2 separate regions of the Homo sapiens genome follow, and region 1 is linked to region 2. Evidence: chromatin loops called from intact Hi-C (ENCODE). Cell type or tissue: Calu3. All regions are shown on one strand. Each heading gives the region's core, and the rest is flanking DNA. Links, peaks and the distances in the headings are about the cores only.

Evidence for each region. A loop is a pair of places that touch in the nucleus more often than their neighbours do. Peaks named below come from ENCODE experiments on the same cell type or tissue, not always from the same donor. Only the 100,000 strongest peaks of a DNase experiment are listed, where the experiment ranks them.
Region 1: it touches region 2 in a loop (2.3-fold over the local background); 2 of 110 quality-filtered maps call a loop at or near these places.

Annotation. Positions count from the first base shown.
Region 1 is chr18:60,808,157-60,816,255 of GRCh38, forward strand. No RefSeq gene overlaps it. Among named protein-coding and RNA genes, the nearest start is that of MC4R, 440 kb to the left of the region's middle. In Calu3, for the core only: no CTCF peak of the experiment used is centred there; no DNase peak of the experiment used is centred there.
Region 2 is chr18:60,888,618-60,896,716 of GRCh38, forward strand. No RefSeq gene overlaps it. Among named protein-coding and RNA genes, the nearest start is that of CDH20, 440 kb to the right of the region's middle. In Calu3, for the core only: no CTCF peak of the experiment used is centred there; DNase peaks (open chromatin) are centred at 4,444, 6,104 and 6,614.

The sequences.
Region 1 (8,099 bases), core at 1,616-6,615, 81 kb before region 2:
TTTCTTAACCACATTTTTCACTTCATAAACTTGGCATACATGTTATATAAGAAAGTTTAAAGTATGATCTGAAGTGCAAAGTAATATATATTTCAAAAAGATATTAAGTAGGCACAAAGATTAATTTGTTTTTTGTTAATCTCATCCTCTATTTTTCTCTTCATTAACACTTATTTCTGTGCCCTTTGGTAACTGGGAAAGACATAGTGAGTAAATTGTAAGGGGAAAAATCCTCATTACTTCATGAAAACATGCGTCATAAGGTCAAATTAAGGATTCAACATAACCCTTCCCTGTTAGTCGCGCTACTTATATGTTATTTATTGCAAAGGTAAAAGATACAGTTTATTTTCCAACTTGTAGCATTAAACATTTTAAATATTAAAGATGATAGAAAAACTTGGTTTGCATTTTCCTTTTGTGGACTCCAGAGGGCAGCATGCATTCTTTCAATGTCATAAAAGGTTAATAATAGCTATCCATCTATCTTTTTGTCTGTCTGTCTTTCTATCTATCTATCTATCTATCTATCTATCTATCTCTTCCATTGACTTTATATCTGTATTTCTGGGTAGAGACAAGTAGATCCCTGCTAAAAAGAAGAAATGAGAGAAATTATATATATATATATATATATATATATATATATATATATATATATATATTTAAATTATTAGATACTTTCTTTGCATTTCCAAAAGAAAAAACACAATGTGGTTAACTAAGCAGAACATATCCTTCTGGACCTTCCAAAAGTACTAAATATAAAATAACATTATTTTACTTTCATTTTAAAAACTATTTAATTTTATAAATAATTAAGCTTTTGAATAGATGCTGAAAATTACTCCATTCTTTATATAACCAACAAAACAAGACTAGAAAAGTAAAACTGACTTTCACCAGGACAAACAATGAATTTTCCTAAGAATAAAGGATGATATGGTAGCACATTCTGGACAACTTTTAGATGTCTGAATATATAGCAAGGGAAACTTAGATACTCCCTGTGTAAAGGGCTATCTTGTGCATTTACTTGTCTAGACTTTTAATAAATCAAGACCAGTCAGTGACCATTTATAAAGTGCTGGCATTATTCTAATTATAGAAGAAGTGTGTGATATATAACTGTAGGGGATGTGGAAAGACAAGCCTGTGTTTTTCAACTAATGATGCTTTTAATGACCTCTCCTCACAAGCTACTCAATGAACAATTTAGAAGAAGGTAAAGGTAATAAAGAGAGCTTTATTCTACTTACTTCTCTCTTAATTTCATCTTTTGGTTTGTTTTAATCAAGAAAAAATGGGACAAAATAATCATTTCACAGATAAAGCTTTAGTTAATGGTAGAGGAAAGAATATCAATCTGGAATTGAGCATTGAAAATTTGAAGCACCTGGGGGAGATTCTGCTTACAGAGAGAATGGGGACAATAAATGAGGACCATGGAAAAGGTAAAAGTGGCATTTTACTAATAATTATACATGAAATTACAGCGATTACATTTATTTTCCACTAAATTAAAACAAAACAAAGTTGCGACTAATGTTTAAAAATGCAAGAAAAGGAAAATGCAGTATTTTGATATGATATGCACACCTGCTTATATTTGTCTCTGGTTGTTTGCAGGACCTGGTCACATAAACTTTCACAATGGTATTTTTTTTTTTTTTAATGGAAGGGAAGCCCAAGTTCCTTATTTCTACTTGCAAGAAAATTAACACTTGGGAGAAAGTGCAGAATGATTGAAAGATGATCTTAACAAATCATTACATTTTTCTTTTTGGTCTTAACAAGTAGAAATAAAGCTACATCTATGGGATTCTTTAACATGAGCACTGTAATTTACATGCAAAATAAATTCAGGTGGAGCTATTCAGGGAGACTAGGTATAGCAGGATCACCATTTGTCAGAGATTATTACTCTAGAAGGCTCCCTAGGAGAAGCATAAATTTGTCCTGAAATAACACATTGCGTAATAACAGCAAGGAGCTTGTCTCTGCACTTCTCAAAGGCTGCACACCTGTGCAGAGAGACCTTCCCACTGAGCCTATCAAGCTAACCTGCTCATTCATGTGGCAATCCCAGCCCTTAGTTAGGAACTACTGAAGCAATCACAGAACCATCAATTTACCCACTAACATGTTGTCTTTGAAACATAACGGGGATAGATCTATTTCATTTGAAACCCTAAATGCTTTAAGAAAGACTGGGTTAGTAGGAAGATACCAAACACTGGATTTAAGTAATCCTAAATTTAAAAAAAAAATCTCAATAGTTTGGCTCATTCATTAACTATGAAGATCAGTGTCCTCATATCTAAATGGAGAATAATAAAGTCCTCATCAGAGGATTATTGTGATGATGATAATTGCTTTAGGCAAAGTGTCTAGCGCAGTGCCTGGAATAATTGAGCATCTCTGCTTGTGTTGGAATCAGGGGGCCTATAATATTACAAACTCAGATCTCGTCCTTCATGTAAGATGACAAACCATCCGCAGCATAACCCCAAGCTCTGAATAGTAGCACTGACCCATTTGTGTTATGTGTCCCTGCCCACATTTAACTTATGGATTCTGGTCATCCAAGGCTCGGTGAGATATAGAATGGTTCTGGGTACTCTAGCCATGAGACTGTTAACGAGCTAAGTGGCCATAAATGGAGTTACACTGTGTGCTCATTCAGGACCAAGTTCCAAATAGCAACTTTCTGTCTAGCTAGTCCTTCAGCCACTTGTAAGGAAACTTTAATGCAAAGATATCCTTTTGAAAGTAGGAGCAAACCTTTTTATTATTGAATACTGATTTAGTTAATTGAATTATTAAGCCTTTGGAACTTCATCCATTTATAGTTCCACTGTCATTTTGTTGTTTTGGAAGAGTGATATGAGGGAGCACACTCATTTACCAAGCCTACACTAATAGTTGGTAAATGTGGTTGTGCTTAAATTTAAATGGAAAGCTAAACTCAGCAATTTAATTCAAATAACGAGCTACCAATTATTTTCAGGATCTTAGAGCTCCTTTTGGTTATAAATTGCTGTTTGCAGATAGCAACTAGTCAATCATTTCACCACAAAGCCTCTTATTAAGTAAAATTGTTTTAATCGTTAAAAGTGTTTGGAGTTTCAGAAAGTCAGACAGCACAAAAATACCTAATAATACACTCTAAGCCACCTACAATGAATTTCAACTTTATCTGGCTCCAAAGAGAAAATGACTAAAATATTTTTGGTGGATGAGTATCAGTGGATTTCCACTGCATGTATTATTTCAAACAGGGATAAGTGTATGATTAAGCAGAAAAAGAACTAATTGATTTGATTAAAAGTATTTTTAATAGAAAACCTTAAATAGACATCCTGTAGAGGAACATGGTAAGACTCTCTAACGTACCATAATCTATAAGGCATATACAAATATATACATAGCTATATATTCATAGCTATACATGCATGGAGCTAACATAATAGGCCTCTCATAGAGAAATAATTAACACTGCAAAATATGATTTTGACCCTCATTAGAGCATCTTCCTTAAATAAATAAGAGCTGTTTTCTTTATAAAATATTGTTTTTATTATCCACCTAAAAATTCCACCAGTCAGCAGTGGGATTTGGTTCATCACAAACAAACTTGAAAATAATTTTTTTAAAAACATAAATTACTTAGAGAAGATGCCCTAATTCCAAAAAAAATCAGTAGGCACATTTTCTAGAATTAGTTTTTGCTAACGTAAAAATTCACCAGTTCAAGACAAGAGAGGGTTTTAAAGCTATTTAGTGTATGTTCACATTCTATACATTCAACCATACTGGGGTCAAAATTGCCAATGTGCATAACATCAGACTGTCATAGTTCATTCTATTAAACTAAAAGCCTACAAAAGACACAATTTGCTCACATAAACAGGCTAAAGTTAAGTCCATTATGAGACAACAAAGAGCTCATCTTCTTGAAGAGATTGGAAAAGTTCAAATATAAAGCATAAAAATTTCAAAGGAATGTTAGGATCCACCCATGTAACTAATTCTTATTCTAGGCTAGATGCTAAGCTCTTTATGAGGAGCCAGTAAGTAATTGCATTATTAAAAACATGTTTTTTAAAATATTTCTTATTTTTATTTATTTATGCAAAGACAGTATCGGCAATAGGTAATGAAGACATGTTTTTAAGTTTAAAATTAATTTCCCATTTTGAAAGGTTCAGGACTTTGTCTCTTCTTTCTACCTTACCCTTTTAAGTACTTCACCCCAACAAAGTAGCAAAAAAGTGTATTCCTTTAGTTTTTCTTAATGTTATATTGGGATACCTACAATTGGCTCTTTAAAATTTAGTTACCATTTATAGTTAAGCTAGAGAGTTAATTACAGAATGATACATATAAGAATGTTATAGCACCTCAAAAAGTACAAATAATTTTTAAAAGTAAAATTTCAGGGCACTTCCAAATTCTGAGGTATAATAAAGTCCTCCTGGGGATTCTTAAGTTGAAAGACACTTCCCTTCACATTCAGAATAAAAATTACTAGGAATTATAGAGCACGATGCACACTGGTAATATGGCCCATAGTAGCTACATTAGGTGAGGGATAAATGGAGTCTCCATGTTTTAGAGACAACATAATTGGGAGAAAGGCCAGGAAGCCTCTGTAAACTCATATCTATGGCTGGTCAAATGATACTGATAAAACTGTTTCCCTTAAAAAGGTATTATCCCTTTGCTTCCTTTCCAGGGATTAGCCCTTGAAGTTCTTATACAGCTACTTCCCTTCTTTACATCACCAGTTCTAGGAGCAAACCTCCTGAAAGAATGGTAATACCGACTGGAAAAGCAAGACTGTGGGTGCAGCAAAGGGACCCTGATGCTCTAGTTGTTTGTCATTTACAATGTACAATGAAGAGAGCAGCTAATCTAGAAACACTGTTAACTCTGCCTCTAGCACATTCTTGGGATATGTGTATTAAGCAACTTTCGTGGTTTAGAAATACCTAAACTACATATGTTGATTCTTCTGGACATACAGCCAACTAGCAGACACTCTCTAGGTGCTGAAAATATAACACTGAACAAAAGTCAATGTTGACATGAAATTATTCTAATGATGAAAATAGACAATGGACACAGAATGAATTATGTCATATAATAGCACATGGTGTTAAGTGCTATGAGAAAAAAAATAAAACCGCATAAGGGTAAAGAGAGTGGTGAGATTGCTCTTTCAGACAAAGTGGGCAGGGAAAGCCTCTCTAAGGTGAATTTTGACTACTAAATTAAAGAACGTGAGGGAAACCATCTAGCTAATATTTAGGGGAAGGGCATTCCAAGTCTGTACACAATGGCAAATGCAATGGTCCCAATGTGGAAATATGGTTGGCATTGTGACAGAACCTGAAGGCCAGTGTGGGTAGGCATAGCGTAATTAAAGGAAAGTGCAGTAGAAATGAAATACATGAGCAATAAATGTGCCAGGTTGTATAAGGACTTGGATTTTATTTTGTGATGGGAAAGCATTTTTGAATTTATCAAGAAGAGAAAGATGATCTGACAGATTGTTAAAGGATCAGTATGACTGTTGTGGTTTAAATTTATAGAAAGATCAGTCAGCAATATTTGTCACTTTTCTGCAGCCAAGTTCAACTACAAAGGTTCATGGAATTATTCTGATTTAATTGGTGTTGGAATTTCACCAGGCAAGAGAGTTGATGATAAAGGTACTTTTTAAAATTGTAATTGTAGAGTTTAATGTCATTAAACTTAATGTCATTAAGAACACATTGTTGTACAAGGATCACCACTATCCATCTCCAGAACTTTTCCCCTTCCCAAACTAAAACTCTACTCATTAAATTGAAACTTCCCACTCTTCCCTCCCCCAACCCCTGGCAACCACCATTCTACTTTCCATCTCTGTAAATTTGACTAGTCTAGATACCTCATATAAGTAGAATAATACAATATTTTTCCTTTTCATTTGGCTTATGTTGGCTTATTTCACTTAGCATAATGTCTTCAAGGTTTATCTATGTTGTGCATGTGCCAGAATTTTATTCATTTTTAAGGTGAATAATATTCCATTGTGTGTATATACCACACTGTATTCATCCATTCATCCACTGATGAACAGTGGGTTGTTTCTATTTTTTTGGCCATTGTCAATAATGCTCCTATGAATATGAGTGTACAAATACCTGTTTAAGTCTCTGCTTTCACTTCTTTTGAGCATATACCCAGAAGTGTAATTGCTGGATCGTATGGTAATTCTAGTTTAATTTTGGAAGAACAGCCATCTTTTCCCACAAGGACTGCACCATTTTACATTTTCTACCACTGGTGCACAAGGGTTATAATTTCTCCACATTATTGCCAACACGTGTCATTTTCTGTTTTATTTTTTAAAATAGCAATTCTAAAGTGTATGAAGTAGTATTTCTTAGTGCTTTTATTGATTTGCATTTCCTTGATGATTAGCATGATTTCGTACGTTTATTGGACATTTATATACCTCTTTTGTAGAAATGTCTATTTAAGTATTTTGCCCATAAGACACAACAACAACAACAAAAAGAAAACTACAAGGCAATATCTCTGACGAACATAGATGCAAAAATCCTCAACAGAATACTAGCAAATCAAATCCAGCAGGACATCAAAAAGCTAATCCATCATGATCAAGTAGGCTTTATTCCTGGAATACAAGGTTGTTTCAACATAAACAAATCAATAAATTTGATTCACCACATAAAATAATCAAAAACAAAAAATACATAATCATCTCAATTAATGTGAAAAAAGGCTTTTGATAAAACCTTTTCATAATAAAAACCCTCAACAAATTAGGCATTGAAAGAACATACCTCAAAATAACAAGAACCATCAATGATAAACGTACAGCCGTAATACTGAATGGGAAAAAGCTGGAAGCATTCCCCTTAAGAAACTGAACAAGGCAAGGATGCCTACCTTTATGACTTCAAAATAGTACTGGAAATTCTAGCCCAGAGAAATAAATAAAAGGCATACAAATAGGAAAAGAAGTCAAACTGTTTATATTCACTGATAATATTATTCTGTACCTAGAAAACCCTAAAGACTCCATCAAAAGGCTCCTAGAATTGATAAATGACCTCAGTAGAGTTTCAGAATACAAAATCAATGTAGAAAAACCAGTCGCATTTCTATACACCAATAACATTCAAGCAGAGAGCCTAATTGAGAATTCAGTATTGTCTGTGATGATCAGAAATAATAACCTGGAATACCTAGAAATACAGCTAATCAAGAAGGTAAATGATCTCTACAAGGAGAACTTCAAAACACTGCTGCAAGAAATCATAGATAACCAAAACAAATGGAAAACGATTTCATGCTCATGGAATGGAAGAATCAGTATCTATAAAATGGTCATACTGCCCAAAGCAATCTATAAATTCAATGCTATTCCTATCAAACTTCCAACATCATTTTTCACAGAATTAGAAAAATATGTTCTAGAATTCATAGAGATCCAAAAAAGAGCCTGAATAGCCAAAGCAATCCTAAGCAGGAAGAACAAAGCCGGAGGCATCACATTACCTGACATCAGACTATTCTATAAGGCTACAGTAACCAAAATAGCATAGTAATGATACAAAAACACACATATTGACCAAAGGAACAGGTTAGAGAATGCAGAACTAAAGCCAGACACATACAGCCATCTGACCTTTGACAAAGTTGACAAAAATAAGTGATGGGTAAAGGACTCCCTATTCAATAAATGGTGCTGTCATTACTGGCTAGCCCTATGCAGAACAAAACTGGACCCTTACCTTTCACTATATACAAGAATTAAATCAAGATGGATTAAAGATTTAAATATATTACTTCAAACTATAAGAACCCTAGAAGAAAAGTGACAAAATACCCTTGTGGACATTGTCTTTGGGAATTTTGTCAAATGCTCTTTCTGAATCAATTGAGATGATTATGTAATTTTTGTTCTTCATTCTTTTAATGTGGTACATCATACCTATGGATTTTTGTATATTAAATAATCTTTGTATTTATATACTAAGTGAGAATAAATCCCACTTAGCCAAATGTATAATCCTTTT
Region 2 (8,099 bases), core at 2,140-7,139:
ATATTAGAGTTTAAATGTATTCTAGGAATAAGTCTGAAGGCCTCATTTTGTAGCTGAAGATTCTGAGAACAGTTAAGAAGTTAACATATAAAAGAACTAAAAGTAACATGGAGAACTAGAAGTTGTACTCAGGTCATCTAAATGCTTTTAATCATTTTCCTTTTAGCATGTGTTGAAGCTTAGAACACTACAAGAGAAGGCTATAAGCATTCGTATGTTATCACATGTTTGGAAAACTCACTTTTACTGATACAAATAATTTCAATAAATGTAAAGCACTGTACACCAGGCAATAGGTTATTTATTTTTATATACAATGACTGACTTATTAAAATTTTTAATCATTTTACAGATGACATAGCTACAACACAAATATTACAGAATGGTTTCTGATCTCATTTAATTCAGAGACTGGCTTTTCTACTTCTTAGCAACCTGATGTAATGGATGCTGCACTGTCCACTGAGATCCCCCTTCTGCTTCTAGCTTTTCCCTCTGAGAGCTGCCTAAACTAAATGGAGCTTTTTTTTTTTTTTTTTTTTTTTGAGACAGAGTCTTGCTCCATTGCCCAGGCTGGAGTACAGGGGACCGATCTCAGCTCACTGCAAGCACTGCCTCCCAGGTTCACGCCATTCTCCTGCCTCAGCCTCCTGAGTAGCTGGGACTACAGGCACCCACCACCACACACGGCTAATTTTTTGTATTTTTATACAGACAGGGTTTCACCGTGTTAGCCAGGATGGTCTCAATCTCCTGACCTCATGATCCGCCCACCTCAGCCTCCCAAAGTATTGGAATTACAGGTGTGAGCCACTGCACCTGGCACTAAATGGAGGTTTTACACCCAAGGCCATGTCCCCTTCCCAAGGGCAGCTCCTATTCAATGGATATACGGACCAATTTTCAAGGGTTATCTCAGCTTTCAGGAACTCAATGTGATGGTGGGGTTGGCAGAGGCCATACAGTGACTACACAACCATCCAACTTCTCGTTTGCTTATCTTGCTTCTTTTACTTTCCTTCACAGGTGTTAATCCCAGAAGCCTTCCCCAGCAAACATCCTGCAGGCTTATCTCTACCTCAGAGTCTGCTTTCATTGAAACTGGACATGTGACATTTAACTATGTGTTTCTTGGAATTAAGAAATCCTTACCAAGCTCTAAGGATAGATCTATTCATAGGTGCAGTGACCATAAATATAAATGCATATAAATGTATATTTATAAATACAGATATAAATAAATATCTCTCTCTGCTCATCCATCCCTTGCCCCAAGGACACATAGGCTCATGATCTGAATGTCATTCCTTGGAAGAGATGTGCTTGGCAATGGCATTTCATGCTTGTTCTGATTACAATTTGACATTGCTGTCCCCATGTTTTAATACTTCAGTTGTACTTTGAAGTTGTGAGGGAGCTGGTTCAGTTTGAAAACATAATGTGCCCAATGTTAGTTTCCTGGGGCTGCCATAACAATACATCACACATTGTGTGGCTTAAGACAACAGAAATCTTCTGGAGACTGGAAGCCTGAAATCAAGGTGTTGAGATGGGCATGCTACCTCTGAAGACTCTCAGGAAGAATCCTTCCAGCTTTGGTGGTCCCAGGTGTTCCTTCGCTTGTGGCAGCAAAATTCCAATATCTGCCTCCATCTTTACGTTGGCTTCTTTCTATATCTCTCTGTATCTTCTCTTCTTAAAAGGATACTAGTCATTGGATTTAGGGCCCAGGCTAAATCAAGGATGGTTTCAACTCAAGATTATTAACTAATAATGCCCATAAAGACCTTACTTCCAAATAAGATCACATTCTGAGGTTCTGAGTAGACATGAATTTGGTGGGACTCTACTTAATCCACTACATGCACGAATATTCACTACAGCACCCCCTCACTCTTCTCCCATCATCCCTCCCTGCCCTGCTCCCTAACTGTTCCTGTTGAGAGCATGTTCAGTTTTCCACACGGGCTTCTCCTCCAATACTATCACATCAGAATTTGGGATTTACTTCTCATTAATTTTTGTATCCCTAAAACCCAGTTCACAGAGGTGTATTAGCCAGGGTTCTATGTGAGAACCGAACTAATAGAATGATAAAGTAGGACATAAAGAGATTTATTGCAAGAAATTGGCTCTCACAATTGTGGGGGCTGGCAAGTCTGAAATTTGTAGGGCAAGTTGGTAGGCTGCAAACTCCCAGGCAGCAGTTGGCACTGTGGCACACAGCTGCGAGTTCTTCCTCAGGGAAACCTCAGTTTTGCTCTTAAGACCTTGAACTGATTGGATAAGACTCATCAGATTATTAAAGATAATCTTCTTTTTTGTTAAAAAAAAAAAAAGTCAACTGGTTGTAGATTTTAACCACTTGTACAAAATATCTTCATAGCAACACCCAGGTTAGTGTCTGATTAAATAACTGGGTACTATAGTCCAGCCAAGCTGACTCACAAAACTACCTACCACAGGTGGGGTAGTGTAGTATGGTCTTAACTACTCTGTCTGACCCAAGAGGGCTTTATTTGGCAATATTAGAAACTGATTACTTTTCCTTCTAGGCCATCATGGCCACAGTACAAAATTATTTTATTCATTGAGATTTTTAAAAAATAAATAAATATTTTTACTATTTGAACCCTAACTGTGATTTTTATAGAGCAGATTAACATAAGAATATTCTACAGATGACAATCCTCAAAACATAAGTTGGGATATATGATATCTTTCTTTATGCTAACCAAAGTTAGGCACACAAGGAAATCAATTCCTCATTTGACAACTTACTTGAGGTCCCAGACTGATGAATAGGAGAGCCTGGATTTGAACTCATGCCTACCTAATGGCAGAGCTAGAGCTTACTTTGACTTAAGTTCACTAAGCCATTAAGTAGACAGGACAGGGCTGGATTTCAGTGTTCCTGATTGTCCAATGTTATTTCTCATTTATCACACTAAAGGTGTTCATAATTATGAAATGGAGACAAAATGGCAGAGTGCCTCTTCTGAAGGAGGATAGACATTATAACCTCCAAGTTATGCTCAGCTTAAAAATGCTATTTTAATTTTAAGCCTTATGCTCTTCAAATATAGGCCAAAACAAATCTATTTCGGTTTATATAGACCTGTGTGTCTCATGTGATAAATGATAATAGCAGAACAGAAGAATTATGTTCTATGAGAAAATCTAACTACAAACTTAGCTTTTTAGGTGAACTAAATATTAGTCTTATGATGACTGGTAAATATGTACAGGCATAATTCAATAAGATACTCATTCTTCTTTTTTAATAAAGCTCAATTCCAAGATAATTTTCTTAGAAGATTTTTAGGGTTCTCTAAAGAAACAGAATAAGCAGGGTATGTTTCTACATATATGTAATATAGATACAGATAGATTTAGTATAGATATATAGATATTGACATACTAGAGGGGACTCATTAAGAGAATTGGCTTCCACGCTTATGGAGACCGGGAAATCCCACACTCAGCCATCTGTAAGCTGGAGAACCAGAAAAGCTGGTAGTATGGCTCAGTCCAAGTCTGAAGCCCTCAGAACCAGGGAAGCTGACTGTGAAACTCTCAGTCCAAGGCCAAAGGCCTGAAAACGTAAGGAGCCACTGAGGGAAGTCCAGGAGTCTGAAGGCTGGAGATCATGGAGTTCTGATATCCAAGGGCGGGAGAAGATAGACTCATCCGCAGAGGAAAGAGATCAAGTGAGCAAATTTGCCTTTCCCCTGCCTTTTTGTTCTATCCCAGTGCTTGGCCAATTGGGTGGTTCATGCCCCCTTTGGGTGAGGACAGAACTTCCTTACACAGTCCACTCATTCACTCTTTCCTGGAAACACCCTCACAGACCTACCCCAAAACAATGGTATACCAGCTATCAGGAAGGATATCCTTTAATCCAGTCAAGGTGATACCTAAAACTAACCATCACAGAAGTGAAATAAAACTATGTCTTAGGAACCAAAACACCAGAGCACCATGACTCAGTTCCTAAATATTTATAAAATGTGAACATATTTTTACTTGGCATAAAATTTGAAAACATGAAATACTTCAGCAAGCTTGAACAAGAAAAGCTTATTAACAAATCTCAGGCTACTGTAATGTATCTTTCATGGTCAGGCAGCTTTGTGAAGCAAATTGAAGTCAACTCTTGTCAGCTTGGACATATTTTCATAATTCTTATTTTGTGCCTATTATTCCTTGTTAATCTCTATACTTCTAAAGTTTGACAGTAGTTACCTGAATAATCATATTAATTATTATCACAAAAAAATATTGCCAAGAATTTAGTGTAATTACTCAGCTCTCTAGTTCTCTGTGAAACCAATGGTATTTTATTTTTTAATTATTTATTTATTTTGAGACAGAGTCTCACTCTGTTCCCCAGGCTACAGTGCAGTGGCGCAATCATGACTCATTGTAGTCTCAACCTCCTGGGCTCAAGAGATCTTATCACTTCAGCTTTTCGTGTAGTTAGGACTATAGGTGTGCACCACCACGCCCAGCTAGTTTTGTGTGTATGTGTATTTTTTTTTGTAGAGATCAAGTTTCACCATGTTTCCCAGGCTGGTCTTGAACTCCTGGACTCAAGCAATCCACCCACCTTGGCCTCCCAGAGTGCTGGGATTATAGGCATTAGCCATTGTGACTGGCCCAGCAATGGGAAGTTCAAGGATCAACTGGAATAGACTATATAATTCAGAAGTTCTCCCATTCCTTCTGTTCTTCTCTAGTGTACAAGAACTTAACTAATTTTCGTATTTGAAATTGGTCTCCATTGGTGAACAGTCATGTATGTCTAAGAATATTTAATAGCATTTGCTTTCCTGGTACACTTAAGCATTCCACTGAGTCTTATTTTTTCCCAGAGTTTAACAGCCCCACCCTCCTTTACAAAATGCTGATTTCAGCTGTGGCAACATAACAGGATAATTATGAATAGGAATGTATATGCACATTGTAACAGGGTGTGACAAATTCAGAGATAAAGCATAGAGCTTATCTGACAGAATAGCATCAGCAAGGGTAATGCATATTTTTATGTAAGTTCATTTGAATAATGAGGGATTTGGTACACTCGTGGATTGAATTGTGTTCTCCGCAAATTAATATGTTGAAACCTTAACCCACAATGTGACTGTATTTGGAGATAGGGCCTTTAAAGAAGTAATTAAGATTAAATGAGGTCAGAAGGGTAGGGCCTTCATCCGATGGAATGGTGTCCTTATAAGAAGAGGAAGAGACACCAGGGCCATGGTTGTGCACAGAGGAAAGGTCATATGAGGACATGGCAAGAAGGCTACTTCCTGCAAGCCAAGGAGCAGGGCCGCAGGAGAAATCAACCCTTCCCACACATTGATTTCGGATTTTCAGTCTCCAGAGTTATCAAAAATAAATCTCTATTGTTAAGACATGCAGCCTGTGATATTTTGCTATGGAAGGCTTGGAAAACAACAGTGTATTGTTATTTCAGCAGTTTTATGGGTGCACTCGACTGAGTTTGGGGGTGGGAACTGTGGGTGATCTAATAATATCACCGTACTATACAACTAAATCATTAAACCTAGCACAAGCCTAAGTCACCTCCTCACATGTGTAACACCCATACCTTGGAAAGTGAGCCAAACAGGTACCACACATTGAAATTCACTTCCAAGAAACAACTGGCTCTTTCTTTCAGTTTTACTTCTGGGAAAGATTTGTTGGTGCTCCTTCCTTCACAGCAGTGCAGATGATGCCCAAGAGGAAAGAAGTATATGATTACTAAATAGTGACCGAGGTTAAGGAGCACCTGTCTCACCAATGCAAAGATACATGATCCAACATAGCTGATTCATGTATGCGAAAGTCAGGGCCATTCCTACAATGGGCAAGTCTGAACAAAACTTGTGAGCGTTCCTTGTCACCTCTAGCATTTTTACACAATTGAAATCCAGTTAAATTTGACAAGATTCATTTTTTAAATGCACTTTTTAAACTTGAGAATAGTTTTAAATTTACAGAAGCTGCTCTGACCATGTGTGGTAGATTAAGCCCCAGTTGTCCATATCATAATTTGTTGCATCAGGCACCTTTTATTGGCGTCTTTCCATCCTCTATCTCACTTCCTTATACTCCTCCAGTATTCCCTGAGATCACCTCTTACATAAACTGCTTGTACTCGAATACTTGTCTCACGGTCATCTGAGGGAAACTAGACTGAGAGAATCACTCAGGGGTGCTGTGAGGATTAAATTAAGTACTACATGAAAAGCATCTGCACCAGTGCTTGACGGTTAATAGTAGCAGCTCAATAAATGTTAATTATCATAATATCATCGACCCCAAGCCCTATAGAGCTGACTTGGACTCTTTTTGCTCCCCTAGCCTAAATTATGTACTAAATTCAGGACTTACGCATCTCTCTTTCTCTTGCTCATATTTTAATAATAGCCCTCAAGAATTATCCACTGTAATTGGGACAAGAGCACGTAATGATAAACCAAGGAGCAAAAATGTGTCAAAGGACTCAGTGTGTTTCCCCAGAGTTCTGGGACTAAATGTGCATAAGTAGCTCACACTGAGTTCACTCCTCTGATGTGGCTCCAGTTCATGAACTTGACTGGGTTCGCCATCAACTTGTGGGGTTGTTTACCCTCCTGAGGAGTTGAAAAGGCAATGTTGTTGAGCTGGGATTTCCAGCATTATAAACACCTAAAACGCAAGTAAGAAGTTATGATTATTCATAATTTAAATGTCTAGTTGATTGGTGTAGAAAGAAAGAGCAGGGAGTCCTGGATTTTAGTTCTGGCTCATATTACTGTGTTTATCTTGGGTAAGTCATTGGATTTCCTCTGAGTCTCAGGTTACTCATGTGAAGATAATAGATAATGAATGCATTTAGCTTTTCTCAAAGCTTTAAAAGCCTGTGATTTTTAAAAGACTATAATGTTGGGAGGCCGAGGTGGGCAGATTGCCTGAGCTCAGGAGTTCGAGACCAGCCTAGGTAACACGGTGGCAACACGGTGAAACCCCGCCTCTACTAAAACACACACACAAAAAAAATTAGCTGGGCATGGCAGCGTGCCTCTGTAGTCCCAGCTACTCGGGAGGCTGAGGCACGAGAACTGCTTGAACCCGGGAGGCAGAGGTTCCAGTGAGCGGAGATTGCGCCACTGCACTCCAGCCTGGGCGACAGAGCAAGACTCCATCTCAAAAAAGTCAATAAATGAATTTTCATGATACATTAACCTGCATGTATGGAGAGGTAAGGAAAAAGAGCTGGCCCAGAATCAAAGTGTGAGACCACTATGAAAAAACTGAAGTGCTAACTTGCAAATTTGAAATTTGGATTTTATGGAACTCCCACAACCAGGAACTGCATAGGATTCAATATAAATAAAATTTTTTAGATCATGGTACTTTTCATTTGAAAAGTAATTTTTAAAAGTCTAGTAGTTCAGTTCAGAGGCCCAGCCTGAGCCATTGGCCCAAGCAATGAGTCAATTGCAAAGAGTCCCGAGAGCTGCAGAAAGAGGTGCTATATGCAGTGGTACAAAATATAATATGTTGTATGGATTATTTGTCCAAAAATCAATACATTACTTCTTCGTGTTTGTGCATGAAAATACAAAAAGTGAAACTGACTTGAAATCAAAATGAAACAGACTCACCTATTTCTGTTGACTTAGATAATTAAAGAACAGAATTGACTCGAGCATATAAAATGAGAAGTAAATTGGTTTTTAAAGATTTTTTCCAACATTTGAAAACACAACATATGGCTTTTCATACGCCCTCCCCTCAACTGTGCAAAATTACTAGGTGCTTTTTCTGATCACCCAAGCCTGAAGCCTTAGAGCTAGCTATGCCAACTTCAACGTCATCAGAGGTTATATGCACATAAGACTAAGGAAAGAAGGGGGCTTCTTATCGAAGGAGAGTGCACACACCCTCCCCCAACATGGCCACCAACAAGCCTGGCACATTTCACCCACATCTGGCATTTTTTGTGCTCTGCTTTAGACATTCTACATTTTTTTCAACTTTTCCTTCCAGATCTATTCAGTCACCAAAGCTTGTAGCTTTTTATTTCCTGTCTCTCTCTTTCATGC